2 separate regions of the Mus musculus genome follow, and region 1 is linked to region 2. A link is a loop called in an ENCODE intact Hi-C map of the cell type or tissue named here. Cell type or tissue: left cerebral cortex. All regions are shown on one strand. Each heading gives the region's core, and the rest is flanking DNA. Links, peaks and the distances in the headings are about the cores only.

The links. A loop is a pair of places that touch in the nucleus more often than their neighbours do. Peaks named below come from ENCODE experiments on the same cell type or tissue, not always from the same donor. Only the 100,000 strongest peaks of a DNase experiment are listed, where the experiment ranks them.
Region 1: a loop joins it to region 2, with 2.5 times the contacts of the local background. A loop is called at or near these places in 9 of 42 quality-filtered maps.

What each region holds. Positions count from the first base shown.
Region 1 is chr8:124,504,661-124,512,567 of GRCm38, reverse strand. It overlaps Gm39280 (a long non-coding RNA gene), which reads left to right and starts at 281. Exons shown (of 3, transcript XR_879351.3): 1 at 281-391; 2 at 2,086-2,231; 3 at 4,028-4,350. In left cerebral cortex, for the core only: no CTCF peak of the experiment used is centred there; DNase peaks (open chromatin) are centred at 3,395, 4,452 and 4,773; H3K27ac peaks cover 2,534 bases.
Region 2 is chr8:124,394,917-124,402,823 of GRCm38, reverse strand. The region is part of intron 1 of Pgbd5 (piggyBac transposable element derived 5); the gene reads left to right. Among named protein-coding and RNA genes, the nearest start is that of Pgbd5, 35 kb to the left of the region's middle. In left cerebral cortex, for the core only: a CTCF peak has its summit at 3,785 (motif pointing left); DNase peaks (open chromatin) are centred at 3,315, 3,784, 4,167, 5,310 and 1 more place; H3K27ac peaks cover 4,571 bases.

The DNA of each region.
Region 1 (7,907 bases), core at 1,672-6,671, 110 kb before region 2:
TTTTTGTTTGTTTTGAGGGATTACCAAGTTATCGTGTTTTCATACAAAATAGAAAAAATACAAATAGCAATTTTGATTTATATTTTTCAGAGTCTGGTTGGTATAGTAAATGAACTCATTGGAATAGAGATTGTTCGTGTCTTTCAAAAATCCTAATCATACTAGGAACATTTTATCCCGGAGAAGTTATTTCTTTCAATATCATCTTGATAAAATAATATTTTCACTCTTGTGTTTGTTAACACTGATTGTCAACTTCTAGGAATCACCTAGGCAACAAAGCCCTGGGCATGCGAGGAGTTTCTGCATAAGATTTGGGGAGGTGGGAAGAGCACCCAACGAATGTGTGGTACCATCCTGTGGACTCGAGTCCCGGACTAAATAAAAAGAAGTAAGTGAGATGCTGAGCACCAGCATCAATGGGAAAGTAGCCAACAGCTTCTTTTAAAAGGTGGTGACTCCCCCACCTTGGGGTGAAAAGAACCCCCTTGGAGTGATTTCTTCCTTTCTCTGTTCTTGTGTCTAGACTGCCAGTGAGTCCTGTTAATGTTACTAACCAACAGGATCCAGCCTCACGGTTCTTCATAATTGCTAAATCTGAACCAATGTGTGGTGCTGAGGATTGAACCCAGGGTTTTATACATGCTGGGCAAATGTGTTACCGTTGAGATTTGGCCTCAGCCGAAATGTCACCAGACATTATCTTCTTGACCCAGGCACAGGTATCAGGCTTCTGTGTGGTGTTATTCTATAACAATTGTCTAACATCACTGGTAAACATGAGGTGGTCAAACCCAGTCTCTGAGTTCCAAACCCCAAATCATCTGTCCTAAGGAGAGGAGACAAGAGCTATGGACAGGAACTGTGCTTTTAGAATACATTTGTTCTTCATATGATAGGAGGCAGTCAGCACATAGACAGCGTAAATAGTTCTGTTTGTCCTGAGTTAATGCCTCTGTATATATCCCTGGTGGCACTGCAGGAGGATTTCAAGGCACAGTGGCCTTGGATTAAGCAAGAAGGAATATACAAACCCATCTGCACACAAAATAAGAAGCAATTATGAATGTGAAGTGCAGGAGACACATTGAACGAAGCCCCAGCCTGTGAACCTCAGAGCCATGGCTGACCACCTGACCAGGGGTCAAGAGTAACATGATTGGCATGATTGACAGCCTTTGTCCCCATCCATACAAAGCCTGCTGGCCGGAGGTGAGAAGAAAGGCAGTTTTTAGGGTGCTGGTACATTGCCATCTCAGATCTCCAGCTCTCTGAAATACAACTTAAGAATTTAATTCCTATCTTTGCTCATTGGTGTTTGTGGCAGTAAGCATCATGAACTCTAGGGTTGTGCATTGACTCAGCAATGACTCCGTTTTCCTAACAACACTCCATAGCTTCTGGCTCCACCCTGGGTGCTACCCCCCACCTCAGTCCCCGCTGGGGTCCTGCCTGAAGGCTTCCCTTGAGATTCACCTTCAGCTCTGGGTACTCAGACCTCTGGTTCTCATGTGCTGTTGCTGTGTAATAAATGGTCACCTTTAATGCATACTTGGGGTGGAAATTCCTGGTTTCTTTGGAAACTTGGTTGGGACATGTGATATTTTTCTTGACGCTGTCTTGGGAGAGGATGTTTTGCTGAAGCAGACACCTGAGAGGGCACGTGGCATTTTGGTAGAATAGACGCCTGAGAGGGCACATGCTGTTTAGGAAGAGTATAAATAGAACCCCACAGACAGCAAGAGGATGCTCTTGCAGTGCTACACCTTGCAACACTTCGCTGGTCTTCCCTGGTCTTCACTTCATAGAGCTAAACGCACCAAAGAACTTCTTGTGGTATTCCGGCCGATTCTTGCTACTTCCATGGACTTGGGCTGATTCGGTGGATTGGAATCGCCCCAAAGAACTAACTTCTAAACAGGCACACAAACCCACTGTCCTATTAAACCTTCTTTCCCCATTCCTTTGGTTGGTGGGCTAGAAGGGAGGTCGAAGCGTTTTAGAACCTTGTTAATATAGGTTTTGAGAAATCTAAGCTACACACACATAAATCTAAGCTACACACACATCCATGTCTTGTTCTAGTTGCTGTATATCAGGAGTCTTCACACAGCTTCACGGCTCACTCCACTCAGGAGCTCATGAGAGACAGAAGTGACTATATCACACACTGAACTGTGTCTTCATCTGCAGGTTCAGTCAAGGAAGACTCCACTTCCACCCACACCCAGGTATGTGTGGATCAGAATCTTTCTGGTTGTTCACTGGGGTCCACGTGCAGCCTCTAAGAGACCTGTAGTCCCTGCATTGAGTCCTCTCTGCTGTGGTGACAACTTGGCCCTGTCTTTTCTTCAAGGCTAGCTGGAGTGTTTCTCATCCAGTCAGCAGAGAGAATCCTAGTTGTCATCACATGCCCAGGTCTAAAAGCATCTTCACCTGGCTTGTTCCAGAAGCAGATGCTAGGTCCAGCTCATATTCAAAAGTTGTAACCCAGCCACCTTAGTGGATGGAGAGATGGCTCAGAGATTGAGAGAATTGTTGTGTGGTTCACACCTGCCTACAACTGCAGCTTCTGGGGGTCAGACACCCACCTCTGCCTCTGCTGATGCTGCACCTTTGTGTATACACATCTGAACAGACCCACAATGAAAAGACCGACTTAAAATGTCACCAGCACACCATTCCTACCTGCAGTATCCCAGGATTCTGACTGCTATCTTGACCGCTGTGGTTTATACTTTGCCCGGATATCCCCAGAACTTAGACTGGTACATTTAGCTACTGTGGTGGTTTGAATATGCTTGGCCCAGGGAGCAGCAATATTTGGAGGTGTGGCCTTGTTGGAGTAGGTGTGTCACAGCCCACTGTGGACGTGGGCTTTAAGAACCCTGTCCTAGCTGCCTGGAAGCCAGTCTTCTGCTAGCAGCCTTCAGAACAAGAGGTGGAACTCTCAGCTCCTCCTGCACCATGCCTGCCTGGATGCTGCCATGCTCCCACCATGATGATAATGGACTGAACCTCTGAACCTATAAGCCATCCCCAATTAAATGTTGTCCTTATAAGAGTTGCTTCAGTCATGGCGTCTCTTCACAGCAATGGAACCCTAACTGAGACAGCTACCCACTAATCCCCTTCATGTGGCTTCAAAACACGCCTCAGGCTTAACATACCACAAGCCAGAGCCCTGGCTTCCTCTTGTTATTCCTCCTCCTTTAGGCCTTCCTGTCTCAGTAAACAACTGCATTTCTCTAGCATCTCAGGGCCCCAAACCTTAAAACCACATCAGCCCTGCTCACCCCCACGCTTGCTCCTCCTCTCACATCCCCACAGATCCTGTGCTGTTGCTTTGGCACACAGCTGAAATCTCACCCCCCTCCTCCAATCTGCTTATCTACAGCCCTCATGCTGGCTCCGTTCAATGGTAAGGGTGGTGCCCACCCCCACCCACCCCCACCCCACCACACCTCAGAGTTTTGGCAAAGACTGGAGACATTTAGAATCAGTGCCACTGGAAGTCAAAGACGAGGGATGCTGGCTCAGGCCTCCTGAGGAAAAATTGCCTGACCCATAATTCCCATAGCACAGCATATGAGTAACATCCTAATGGCTCCTGCCCTCCAAGCCGGCCCTCCACAGGTAGACAGATGATAGGGCTAGAGACAGCATTCAGAAGTGCATGCTTACAGCCTTGGGTTTAATCTCCAGTACTGCAAAATAAAACAGAAAATATGATAGATAGATGATAGATAAAAGATAGCTGGATAAATAGATGGACAGATACATGGACAGATAGAGGGATGAATGGGACAGAGAGATGATGGATGGATGGGTGGATGGATGGGTGGATGGATGGGTGGATGGATGGATGGAGAGATGGATGAATGGACAGACACATAGATGGATGATTAACAGGTAGAAAGGTAAGTATTTGTTTATCAACTGTCTGACACCTCTAGAAGATAGCAGCTCTGCCAGACAGCACCTTGACCCTCTGCTAAGTTGTCCTTCTCTGTGGTCTGCGTGGCAGCTGGTGCCCAGCAGGTGCCCACAGACGTTGACCGGTGTCCAGCCTCCTTGTTTCTGCAGCACTTCCACCCCACCTACTCTCCACAAAGCAGCCGATTTGACCTTTTAAAAGGCAAAGGAAAGAGGTCCCTCCGTCTACACAGTGGAAGCAGCTTTGATGCCCTTTTCCTCTTTCTTAGCTGCCTGTCTGCCAGCTAGATCCCACCAGACTCCGTCCCAAAGCCCCCAAACGGCGCTGTCACTGCCACCAGGCGTTATTGGTTTTGGTTTTTAAACATTGTTTTAAAATGTTAAACTCTAAAATAAATGCAGAAGCAGCCCAGCTATCAGTCTAATGGTTTCTGTCTGCTCACTCTCCCCTCCTGCTCAGGCGTGCACCCCCTCTGCCAACATGACTCCGCACTTCCAATTTGCCTCCCACCTCCAGCCATCTGCCTCCTTTGCCTCTCTCCCCACAGACTCCAAAATCATGATTCAAAAACCTATGCCCTTTACTGTCCTTCTGCCCAAAGTCACTCTGTTCCTCCTCAGGTGTCCATGTCTCCTTGGTTAAGGATCTTTAAAAACACAAATAAATAGAAAAAAAAACCCCATCATTTGCTGTAGCTGTGTATTGGTTATTTTTCTTGTTGCTAAGGCCAACTCCCTGATGAAGAGCAACTGAAGGGAGAGCTTACTTTGGTTAACAGTTTGAGGATGCTGTCGGTACTGGCTGGGAACGGCCTGGCAGGAGGAACAGCTCTCAGCTCTGGTGGGAGAAGTGGGAGGCCGCTTGCTCACATTTGGGTAATCAGGAAACAGAGACAGGAATGATGCTACTCTGCACCCCTCACTGCCTCTCAGAACAGAAACAGAAACAGTTTGTTGAGGAAAAGAAAGCATTCCTGAGGCTAGGAGTGGGCCAATGCACCTCTTAGGCTACTGTCCTTTATTCAGGCTTGGAACCCTATGAGATACCACTTACCCCTGGGTTAACTATCAATGCCCTCATAGGCATGCTCAGACATGTGCCTCATTAGTGATATAGGTATTTATTTGTTCTTATAGTGTATTTGTATGAGTGTGTATGTATGTGTGTGTATGTTTACATGTGTATATGTATGTGTATGTATGTGTGTATGTGTATGTACGTGTGTGTATGTGTGTATATGTGTATGTGTGTTTATGTGTGTGTATGTGTATGTACGTGTGTGTATGTGTGTTTATGTATGTGTGTATGTGTATGCATGTGTGTATATGTGTATGTATGTGTGTATGTGAATATGTGTATATGTGTATGTGTGTTCATATGTATGTGTTTATGTATGTATATGTGTATGTATGTGTGTATGTGTGTTTATGTATGTGTATGTATGTGTGTATGTGTATGTATGTATGTGTGTTTGTGTGTATGTGTATATGTGTATGTATGTGCGTGTGTATATGTGTGTATGTGTATCTGTGTTTATGTGTATTTGGGTGTATGTGTGTGTATATGTGTATATATGTGTATATGTGTGTATGTGTGTGTATGTGTGTATATGTGTGTTTGTGTGTATGTATGTGTATATGTATATGTATATGTGTGTGTGCATGTGTGCATATGGAGGTTAAAGGTTGGTGTTGATAGTCTTCCTTTTACTCTCCACATTGTTTTTGAGATGAGGCTTCTCCCTCAACTTAGAGGTCACTGATTGGCTACATTGGTTGGCCAATGAGCTATCTGCTTGTCTCTGCATCCCCTCAGTGTCACAAGTATGTCATACCACACCTACATGGGTGTTGGGGATCCAAACTCAGAGCCTCATGTTCTCATGGCTGGCAATTTTTCTGTGGAAAGTCCCCCCAGCCCTAGGAATTTTGTTTTTCTCTTTTTCTTTTTCTTTCTCCTTTTCTCTCCTCCCTCCCTCCCTCCCTCCCTCCCTCCCTCCCTCCCTCCCTCCCTTTCTTCCTTCCTTCTTTCCTTTCCTCCCTTTCTCCTTCCCTCCCTCCTTCCTTTCTTTCTTCCTTTTTTTTTTCCAATACAGAGTTTCTCTGTGTAGACCAGGCTGGCCTTGAACTCAGAGATCTGCTCGCCTCTGCCTCCTGAATGCTAGGACTAAGGGTGCATGCCACCACTGCTTGTCCCTGAGAAATTTCTTAATCCAATCAAGTTGACCATGGAAGAACACCATCACAGACTCCACCCCTGTCAACTGTCATCCAAATAGATCTCTTCAAATGACAACATTTCATTCCAGGTCTTATTTTCCTTTCATAATATAAGATGTATTAAGCCCACCTTTAGAAGTCCCCCGGGTTTTTATAGGACCAACACGATTCAAAATTCCAAAGTCTCTTCTGTGACTCAGGGTAAACCCTTAACTGTGAGCTATAAGAGAAAAGCACAGTTCATACTTTCAGGCATTGGAGAGATGGCTCAGTGGCTAAATGTTTATACCACTGTAGCAGAAGACCTGAGTTCAGTTTCCAGCACCCATATCAGGCAGCCCACAACTGCCTGTACTTCTAGCTTCAGGGGTTCAGTGCCCCATTCTAGATGTTTGAGGGACCTCCACTCACATGTATACTTAGCCATGTCTGTCACTCATATCTGACAGTACAGAACAAGTGTCCCCATTCCAACAGGGAGGAAACACAGGCTAGCAAGAGCAGACAAGAGTGAGACTGCAGCCCAGCACACAGACCCCAAACCACACAGCCCCATGCTTGGCATCAGGACCTCCTAATGACATCATCTCTAGCCCAGCTGGCTTGTCTTGCCAGCTCCATTGTCTGTGGCACATGCTGTCTCACTATTGAGCCAGGTTACTCAGAGCTTGTAGTTTCTGAGAATGTCTCATATCTCTGGCATCTCTGACATGAGTTAAGCTTCAAACTTAACACCCTGGGGAGGATGATGTAGGAGCTACCTGTGAAGTGCAGGACTGGGATGGGTGGAAGGATCATAATTCAGTGGGCTATAGAAAGCAGTGGGGACCATGCTGAACTGGAGCCCCAGGAAGTTTTCAATCCCAGACACACGCACCAGGTGGCCCAAAGACAGGTCAGTGGGTCTGTTGCCACTTGTCTCAGTTAGGGTTTCTATTGCTGTGAAGAGACACCAGGCCACAGCAACTCTTATAAAGGAAAACATTTAGTTGGGGCTGGCTTACAGTTCAGAGCTTTAGTCCACTGTCATCATGGCACAAAGCATGGCAGCATGCAGGCAGACATGGTGCTGGAGAGGTAGCTGAGAGTTCTACATTCAAATGGGCAAACAACAGAAAACACTGCCACACTTCCTGGCCTGAGTATCTGAAACCTCAAAGCCCACGCAGTGACAGTGCTTTCTCCATCACCACCACTCCTATTCCAACAATGCCACATCTCCTATGAGCCTATGAGGGACATTTCCTTTCAAACCACCACAGCACTGCAACATTAAGTGTCCTTTTAATGGGGCCAAAGGGAGGATGTGGCCCCCTGTCTCAGGTGGTTTGGTAAGTTCTCAAGCTTTTTCTCCTTACGATATTAACAGACCATGTCTGCATGTGTTCCCAGTCTATTTTGATAAGTTAATAAATGATAACATTTTACTAATACATTATACAAATCAATAACAATTGCTGTAGAGATGAGACTCTGGTGACATCACCTATTAGTTGTTCAGGGAGCCTCAGGGATGTAGCTTTTGTATGTTGTCATCACCCAGGGTGTGTCTTTTGGTGACACAGCTGACTTGGACTTGCCCATGGTTCTGTAAGTAAACTCAATGAACTTACTGGTTCCCCAAGATAGACTTGGGCAAATTGTGTCTTTGGTCCATGGTGGAACCCTTTCTTGGGTCCATGATGATACCCTATCTTGGGTCCATGGTGGTACACCTTCTTGAGTCCATGGTGGCACCCTTTTTGGGGTCT
Region 2 (7,907 bases), core at 1,549-6,548:
AGAAATCATGGACTGGTGTGGGTGAATTCTGCAGCCTGGCTCGGCCTTGCCTTACCTTCTTCCTGATCAGAACACACATGTTAGAGGTTGGCCGTGTGCATGCAAGCTGTAAAGCAGTGTGAACAAGGTCATTGCCTTCGTCAGGGTTTCTATTCCTGCACAAACATCATGACCAAGAAGCAAGTTGGGGAGGAAAGGGTTTATTCAGCTTACACTTCCACACTGCTGTTCATCACCAAAGGAAGTCAGGACTGGAACTCAAGCAGGTCAGGAAGCAGGAGCTGATACAGAGGCCATGGAGGGATGTTACTAACTGGCTTGCTTCCCCTGGCTTGCTCAGCCTGCTTTCTTATAGAACCCAAGACTACCAGCCCAGGGATGGCACCACCCACAATGGGCTGGGCCCTCCCACCCTTGATCACTAATTGAGAAAATGCCTTGCAGCTGGATCTCATGGAGGCATTTCCTCAAGGGAGGCTCCTTTCTCAGTGATAACTCCAGCCTGTGTCAAGTTGACACAAAACTAGCCAGTACAGTCGGCACCTAACTCACTCTCCCATTCCCTGAGGATAATGCAGCAGCAGGCACCCACCCTTCCACCCTTCTGTGACTTAAGGCTATGGCACATCCTTTGCTTTTGTGTTTTTGAAGCGAGCTTCACGAGGTAGGTCAGTATGACCTTGAACTTGTGATCCTCCTGCCTCTGCCTCCCTGGTGCTGGGATTACTAAGTGTTTACTGCCATGCCCAGTTTTGATGCCCGTTGTAATTCTCCCTGTTTCTGCCGACTCTGTCCTTTGCTTTTCTGTGTCACTTCAGCTACACATTCTTATATGGGACAGTTCTGCTGGTTGGCAGTCAACACTTCCACGCACTGCCTTGGAACCAAGACATTGGTCTGGATAGAAGCTGAGCCACAGGTCTCTGTGCAGATGTGGCTCGGCTCTGCCCAGTGCCTTCTCTGCTTGGAGAGCTTTCCTGGAGTTCTTGCCCTCCCACCCCCACCCCAGCCAGAAGCCCGCACACCTCCCCCTCTTCTGCAGGGCCACCCACCGGCAGCAAAGCTTATATCAACTTGGCCAGTAGTCAGACACTGGAGGGCTTCCACCCAAGAAAGGTGTGGGCATTCTGGCCTTGAATGCTCAGCCCTCTGGGTGACCACACTAGCCTTATGGTCCAGTGAAGGCCAAGCCTGGATGCTTCCTACCCAGAGCTCCATACCAGGAGGCAGAGCAAGGAGAGGCCATGTGAACCCAACTTGGCCCCAGAGTTACACAACTCCAAGCAGGGTTCATGTCTCCGTGCAGTTAGTGAAGGGAGCTGACTTGAAAATCCTGCTCATCTCTTCTAGTGTGGGGGCTCCACCCTCTGTGTTGCCATTTGCTTTAATTATCCTGAAAAGTGGCCCCCTACCCAAGCTGCTTTTTGTACGTGGCACAGGGCAGCTGGCATCCTGCTCAGTACAGCTGCCATGTACATCCGATAAGTAGACACTGGGTAATTTAACAGTAAGTCCCTCTGATGTGGCGATGAAGAAGAGTTGGTGGGCAGGGGTAGGGAGACATGGCTCAGCAGTTAAGATCCCAGCATCCACACGACAGCTCCCAACCTTCTGTGACTCCAGTTCTAGGATATCTCTGTCTTGTGGCCTGCTAGGACCCCAGACACACACAAAGTGCACATGCAGAAGTGCAGGCAAAACGCTCACAGTGTGTTAAGTAAATCAATCTTAAAATATTGTCAGGCGGGATCAGATCGCTGGGGAAGCTTTGAGGTCCCGAGCTTCATCTGTGAAGTGGGAACAATAAGGTCTCTTGGGGAGCTGGGGACTAAATAAGCCAACAAGGTGGCACCTGACACTGTAGAGGACACATGGCATCTGGCTGCAGGTGCTGTTTGTCACATGAGGAGCAGCTGACCCTGAATAGAGAGGAGCAGGCAGGTGTTTGGAGTGGGTGGGAGGGTTGGGTGGGCTGGTGGTGGGAGGCAGCAGGAGGTTAGCAGATGAGAGTTAAGTCACCCCGCGTGCTGGTGAGCAAGTGCCTTGGTGTGGCCAGTCCCATGTGATGACGTGGGCTTGGATGGGCTGTAAAGGGGTGGGACTCTCTATCACTTGAGACTCAGAAAGCAAAGGCTCCCCCTTGAAGCAGAAGACCGTAGGTGCCTGCAGGACACGTGAAGCGGGAGAGTGGCTGAAAAGGGTTGTTTTAAAAACTAATTCTGGGGCCTGGGCATGTGGTTCAGTTAGCCCAAGGCCTTGGGCTCAACACTTGGAGACTGGAGACAAAAGAGGACCAGAAATTCAAGGTCATCCTTGGCTATGTTTGAAGCCAGCCTGGATAGCATAAGACCTTGTCTTTAAAAAACAAAAACAAAGAGACCTGGAGTTGGGGACTTGGTTCGGTTGGTAGGGGGCTTTTCTAGCATGCAGAGAGCCCTGCACTTGACCCCAGCAGCACATAAGCCTGGTGTGCTGGCGAACACCTGTAGTCCTGGCATTTAGAGGTGGAGGCAGGAGGATCAGAAATTCAGTTTCTCAAATACAAAATGAGTTTGGGGCCAACCTGGGGTACCTGAGACCCCCATCTCAAAACACAGACAATCATGGGGCCAGAGAAATGGCTTGGCGGTTAAGAGTACTTCTCTTTCAGAGGACCTCCGTTCAGTTCCTAGTGCCCAATGCAGCTCACAGACGAGCTGGTTCTAAAGGATCAGACACCCTCTCTGGCCTCCGCAGGGACCAGGCACACATGTGGTGCACATGTATGTATGTATGCAAGCAGAACACCATAATCATTAAATAAATCAGTCTTTAAAAACAAACAAAAGAAGCTGATAATCATGTGGAGGAAAGGGAGGGACTGAAGTTCCAGCAGCTATAGAGTTTCTTATACAGTGCTGGAGACTCACTGAATGAACCAGGAGTTCAGGGGAGGCAGATGAGGCCTGTAGACGCAGCTAGAACACAGACAGTGGAGGGAAAACCAAGGAAGCCATGGGTTGGGAGGCCATGGGTTGGCAGGCAGCCAAAAGGAGGCGGGCTGGGAATGAGGTTCTTCTCTTAATTGGGCATGTCAGAGTCCGCTCAGGACGGCGCTGGACTTTGAATGGGCCTCAGAAATAAGTATAGGCTATGGCTGATGAGTTTCTGGTCTTTAGGCTGGCTGTGTGGAACAGAAGTTCCCTTTGGTGTTGCCACAGCCCTGCGGGCATGTGATACCATTTTGCGTGTGTGGGATGTTGGGCCAGCTGCTCTTCCCATTGGCTTGACTCGCGTAGGGGAGGATGATGACATCTGTATGTCTGTCATTCCAGCACACGGGAGGATCGCGTGTTTGAGGGCAGCCTGGTTATATAATGAAGTCCTGGCTCAGCAAAGGGAAGAGAAGAAGAGGAGGGAGGGGAGGAGTGTGTTGTCCCTGTGCACAGCCAAAGGTGTCGAGAGGACACTTGTTTCTCTTTGGGATACCTCAGGCTGCGCCCACTTGTAGAAGGTGCCCAGCGCTGGTAGGTGCAGGGAGTGTTGCGTTGGGCTGTGAGGACAAGAATATTTCTGGCCCTGTAGGTTGGTATGTAGCAGACAAGGTGCAGGTGAGTCACTCACTGAGCTGGAGAGGGCAGCAGCCTGTACACCATGCTTGCCGCTCTTCCTGACCCCCCCCCCCCTTTTTGGGGTTGTGTGGGTGGGACATAAGCCAACCACGTGACTCAAGTGCTGGAGAACTTGACTTGGAGGGGGTCAGAGAAAGGTTTTATCTAGGCGCTCAGCAGCAGAGCTTCTGTGGCGGCACCCCCTGCCGGCCATCTCGTCAAACTGCATATAGTTGCTCCTTAGTATTGGGTGAAGTCATTGAATGGATGGGGAACAGGAGGTGGAGCAGTCAGAGCCCGGAGGCCCACAAGGAGCATCCTCCAAATACCTCCTGCACCTGCTGATTTCAGAAAGTGTGCTTGGTATCTGTTAACCCCGTCCCACAGAGCCTTGAGCTTGATCTTAGGGGGTTAGCCAAGAGACCTGAGGTGGTCTTCGTGATTGGTTTGTAAAATCTGCATCCCTCCATAGATGCAAAGTCGGGCAGAGTTGAATACCTAGCTTTTCCATAGAGGGAGTCTTAGGTGGAGTGGCTGCATCTCTGTTGAGGCACATGACAGTAATGACAGCATCTTGGCAGATGACTTGCATAGCAGTGGCTATGAACGGCGGTTATTCCATACCCAGTGTGAACCTCATGCGGCGCCCTGCTTCCTGCACAATATTTTGTTTTATTCTCGGGATTGCTCTATGTGTTGAAAACTCTTATTCTGAAGATGGGGAAATGAAGGCTTTGTGGTTTCTGTGCCCTGTCTAGAGAACGTATGTGGAAGTCAGGCATGCCTGGATACAGAGCTGGGCCCTTTTCCCACAAGACAATCTTGAGCCACTGTGGCCAGCCTGGTGCTCCATCGGCCTCTGTGGGCAAAGGGATCCACTCCAGGCAGCGCAGTCTTGGCAAAGCCCCTGGCTATACATTCCGGGCCATCCTGCGGAGTGGTGATGTCTCTGTTGCATCCTCTCTGTGAGGTAGGTATGTGTGTGTGTGTGTGTGTGTGTGTGTGTGTACATGCCTGGCACTGTGGGACTCAGTCCTTCACCCCGTTGCTGTTTCTTCTCTGCTTCTGTGGTCTTCAAATTCAGCTGCACATACAGTATTGGAATTGGGAACCAGCCTAAGGGGAGCTAGAAATCTGCACCATGTCTCTGTAGTCTCAGCTTCTGAGGGCTGCGAGTTTCTGGAATTGGGGGTGTCCTCCAGGTGCTATGTTTACCTAGAATGGGGGGGGAGACTTAGGGAAACTGGAGTCAGGGATGGGGACCTCCAGGGACTGTGTGGACTTGAAGTCAGGAGAGACTGTGGATGCTTGTCCTTGGCGTCGGGGGCTTCAGGAGTTGGAGAGCTTTCCCATCCTAGGGGCACTGCCAGGCTCTGCGCACAGATAAGAAGCTGTGCCTTGGCTGGCCTTTGCCTGTGCTCTGGCCGTGTTTATAACTGTCTTTCTTTGAGAGCTTAGTTTGTGTCTTCACTATGCTAACACCTGCTTTACAGACTGTCCAGCCTCTCTCCTGTGCCCTGTGGGTGAGGAGTCTCCCCTTCCCCACAGCAGGGGCAGCCACAGTGACTGGAGACACAGGTTCCGAGAGCCAGAAAGGGCACATTTTCAGCTTTTATTCTGCACAGGGACTCAAGCTCATTCCTCGCTGTCTCCAGCCTGATCTCCCCGTCTGCCATCTGAGCAATGTCTCAGTTCTCCTTCCAGCCCTCAGGCTTTGGCTCGATGCCTGGGCTCTGCAACCTTGGAGTCAGAATGAGAACTCAGAGCAGTAGTGGTGGGAGCAGCCCATCAGGTGGTGGGCGGGGCAGCCAAGGGGCAGCTCTGGAGGGTTGGAAGAATACAGGCCAGGCTCTTAGGGTACTTAGGGGTAGACGATACTGCTGGGTGGCTCTATATTCTATATTCACTTTTGACCTCAGCATGCAGGGTCCTTACAGCCTGAGAAGACAGCAGAATCTAGCAGGCAAGGCGGGCGAGCTTGGAAGGTAACCCTGCTCCAAGGACTGTTAGTCAGATTTGAGGTTGAAGGAGCCTCCTTCCAACCTGGGATGCTCTCCTGAGCAAGATATTTTCTCTCTCCTGACTTGTCTTGGAAATACACCTTCAAAGGAAGACAGGGATGGCGGTCTCAGTGTGGTCACTCAGGGTACTCTGACCACACTCTGTTTTGGCTGACTCTGGAAGACATGACAACAGTGTAAGGGTCCACGATTCACCAAAGAATGACACCCCGGGCAGTATGTGAACACAAAGAGTGTTTATTCTGCAGAAGTCCAGCATGCCGGGGTCTCCCATTACCAAGATAGACAAGCAAGTAGGCTCAGAGGCTTGATTTAAAGCACATTGGAATTCTGGGATAGATGGGCTTCATCTTACTCTATCTCTAGGCATTCTAAAGGCATGGGAGCTGGAATCTGTTGTTGAGGAATGGGCAGCTCTCTTCCTCCACAGTCCACCAATGGGCGGCTCTCTTCCACAACCCACCAATGGACAGCACTCTTCCTCCATAGTCCACCAATGGACAGCACTCTTCCTCCACAGTCCACCAATGGGATGCTCTCTTCCTCCACAGTCCTGGTGGGTGGGGGTGAACCCAGGCTTTGTTTTCTATTAGTAATCGACTTAGTCTCCTTAACTGCCAATTTGAAGTCTATCATGGAATCAGCTTAGCCTCAGTAGGTGTGGCCTGCATTTCCTATATGCCAGGTGGTCCTCACTCCATCCTTCAAGGCAGGTTGGCCAAAGCAGGCATGAGGGTCAACTGGGCTGTGCCTCCAGGAGCTGTACTCACAGCCTCTCTAGTTTTGGAGGAAGAGTGAAGGAAGAAGAAAGAAATGGTATACGGAAGCTGGTGAGAAGGCCAGCAGACGAAGGCGCTTAGCATCAAGGTTAATGACCTGGGTCTGATCTCAGAGACAGCATGGTGGAAGGGAAGACTCAACTCCCTCAAGTTATCCTCTGGTCTACACTGGTGCTTCACGGTATCCTTGTGCCCACATACGTGCATGTGTACATGCATGCTCACACATATACAAACATAAAAAGGGAAACAGCATGCTGTGTGGGAGCTGCTGGTCTTCAAGGGACTGTAGAGGAAGAGAGCTGCCCATTGGTGGCCTCCTACTTTACTGTGAATTTCTTCCATCTTCAAAATATGCCGGGTGTGATGGCTCACATCTCTAATCACCAGCAACTAGGAGGCTGAGGCAAGAGTGTTTCCATGAGTTTGAGGCCACTCTGAGTCCATGGAGTGAGTTCTCGGCCAGTGTGGGTCACAGAATAAGACCCTGTCTCAGAAAACAAATATCAGCAACAATGCAAAAGATCCACAGGAAAGAAAGCTAAGCTGAGCTGGAGTTTTAGAAAACTCAAGTCCAACCGTACCTTATAGGTGTTTGCATTATGGTCCAGGATGATAAAGCTGGGCGTTTTCCTTGGTAGACCTGAAGCATCCATGTAGAAATTTCAGCTAGCCTCGAGGTGTGGGACCAACTTGGAATAATCTGGAAGCGGCTGTGTGTGAGGTGTGTCTGTCCTTGGCTCCTCCTCCCCTTGCTTGCCCACGTACACCCCCTGTTACCCTTGCCTGCATTTCACCAGCATCTGCTAACAGCTGTCTTTTGTTCCCCAAGTTTGACAAACAATACCCTTGGTTATGAAGAGGGCTATTTATAACCAGTGGAAAGCATAAACAACGATTTGACTGTAATAATAACATTTTGGGGATTCATTTATTTTTTTTTACAGCCTCATTAAACATATGCTCTTTGAGGCTTGTTGCTTTCAGCCTGCGCGTATACATTTGCGTGATTTTGCTTTCCTTATCTGCTTTCTTATTCCTTTTTGGAAGCTTAGTACCGGAGGGAGAAATCAAAGAAGTTACAGAAGCCATGAACACTGGGGACTCTGGGCTCTGCTTTCTGTCCAGGGCTGAACACTTGCTCCCCACGGGGCCCTTCTGACTCCTGTTTAGGGGATAAAAGTGGACCCTGAGACTGATTAGTGGGCAACAGAGAGTGCCCACTTTGGAGAGGATGGGGGACCACAGCATTCTGTACAGCTTTTGCAGATGGAAGGAGAGGCGGAGTGCCAGGAACCCAGACGCCTGAGGGCGTCCGTGCTGTCCATGCCGTGCATGCTGTGTGTGTAGGTTCTTGTCTCATCATTGACAAAAGACTCACAAAAGCAACTCCAGGCTTTCTCATGGCTCATGGTTTATGGGTGCAGTTCATCATGGGGGAGGGGGTGGCGGGAAGGGGGCATAAGTGGGGGAAGACATGGCAGCAGGAACCTGGGAGGTGACGGGTCACATGACAT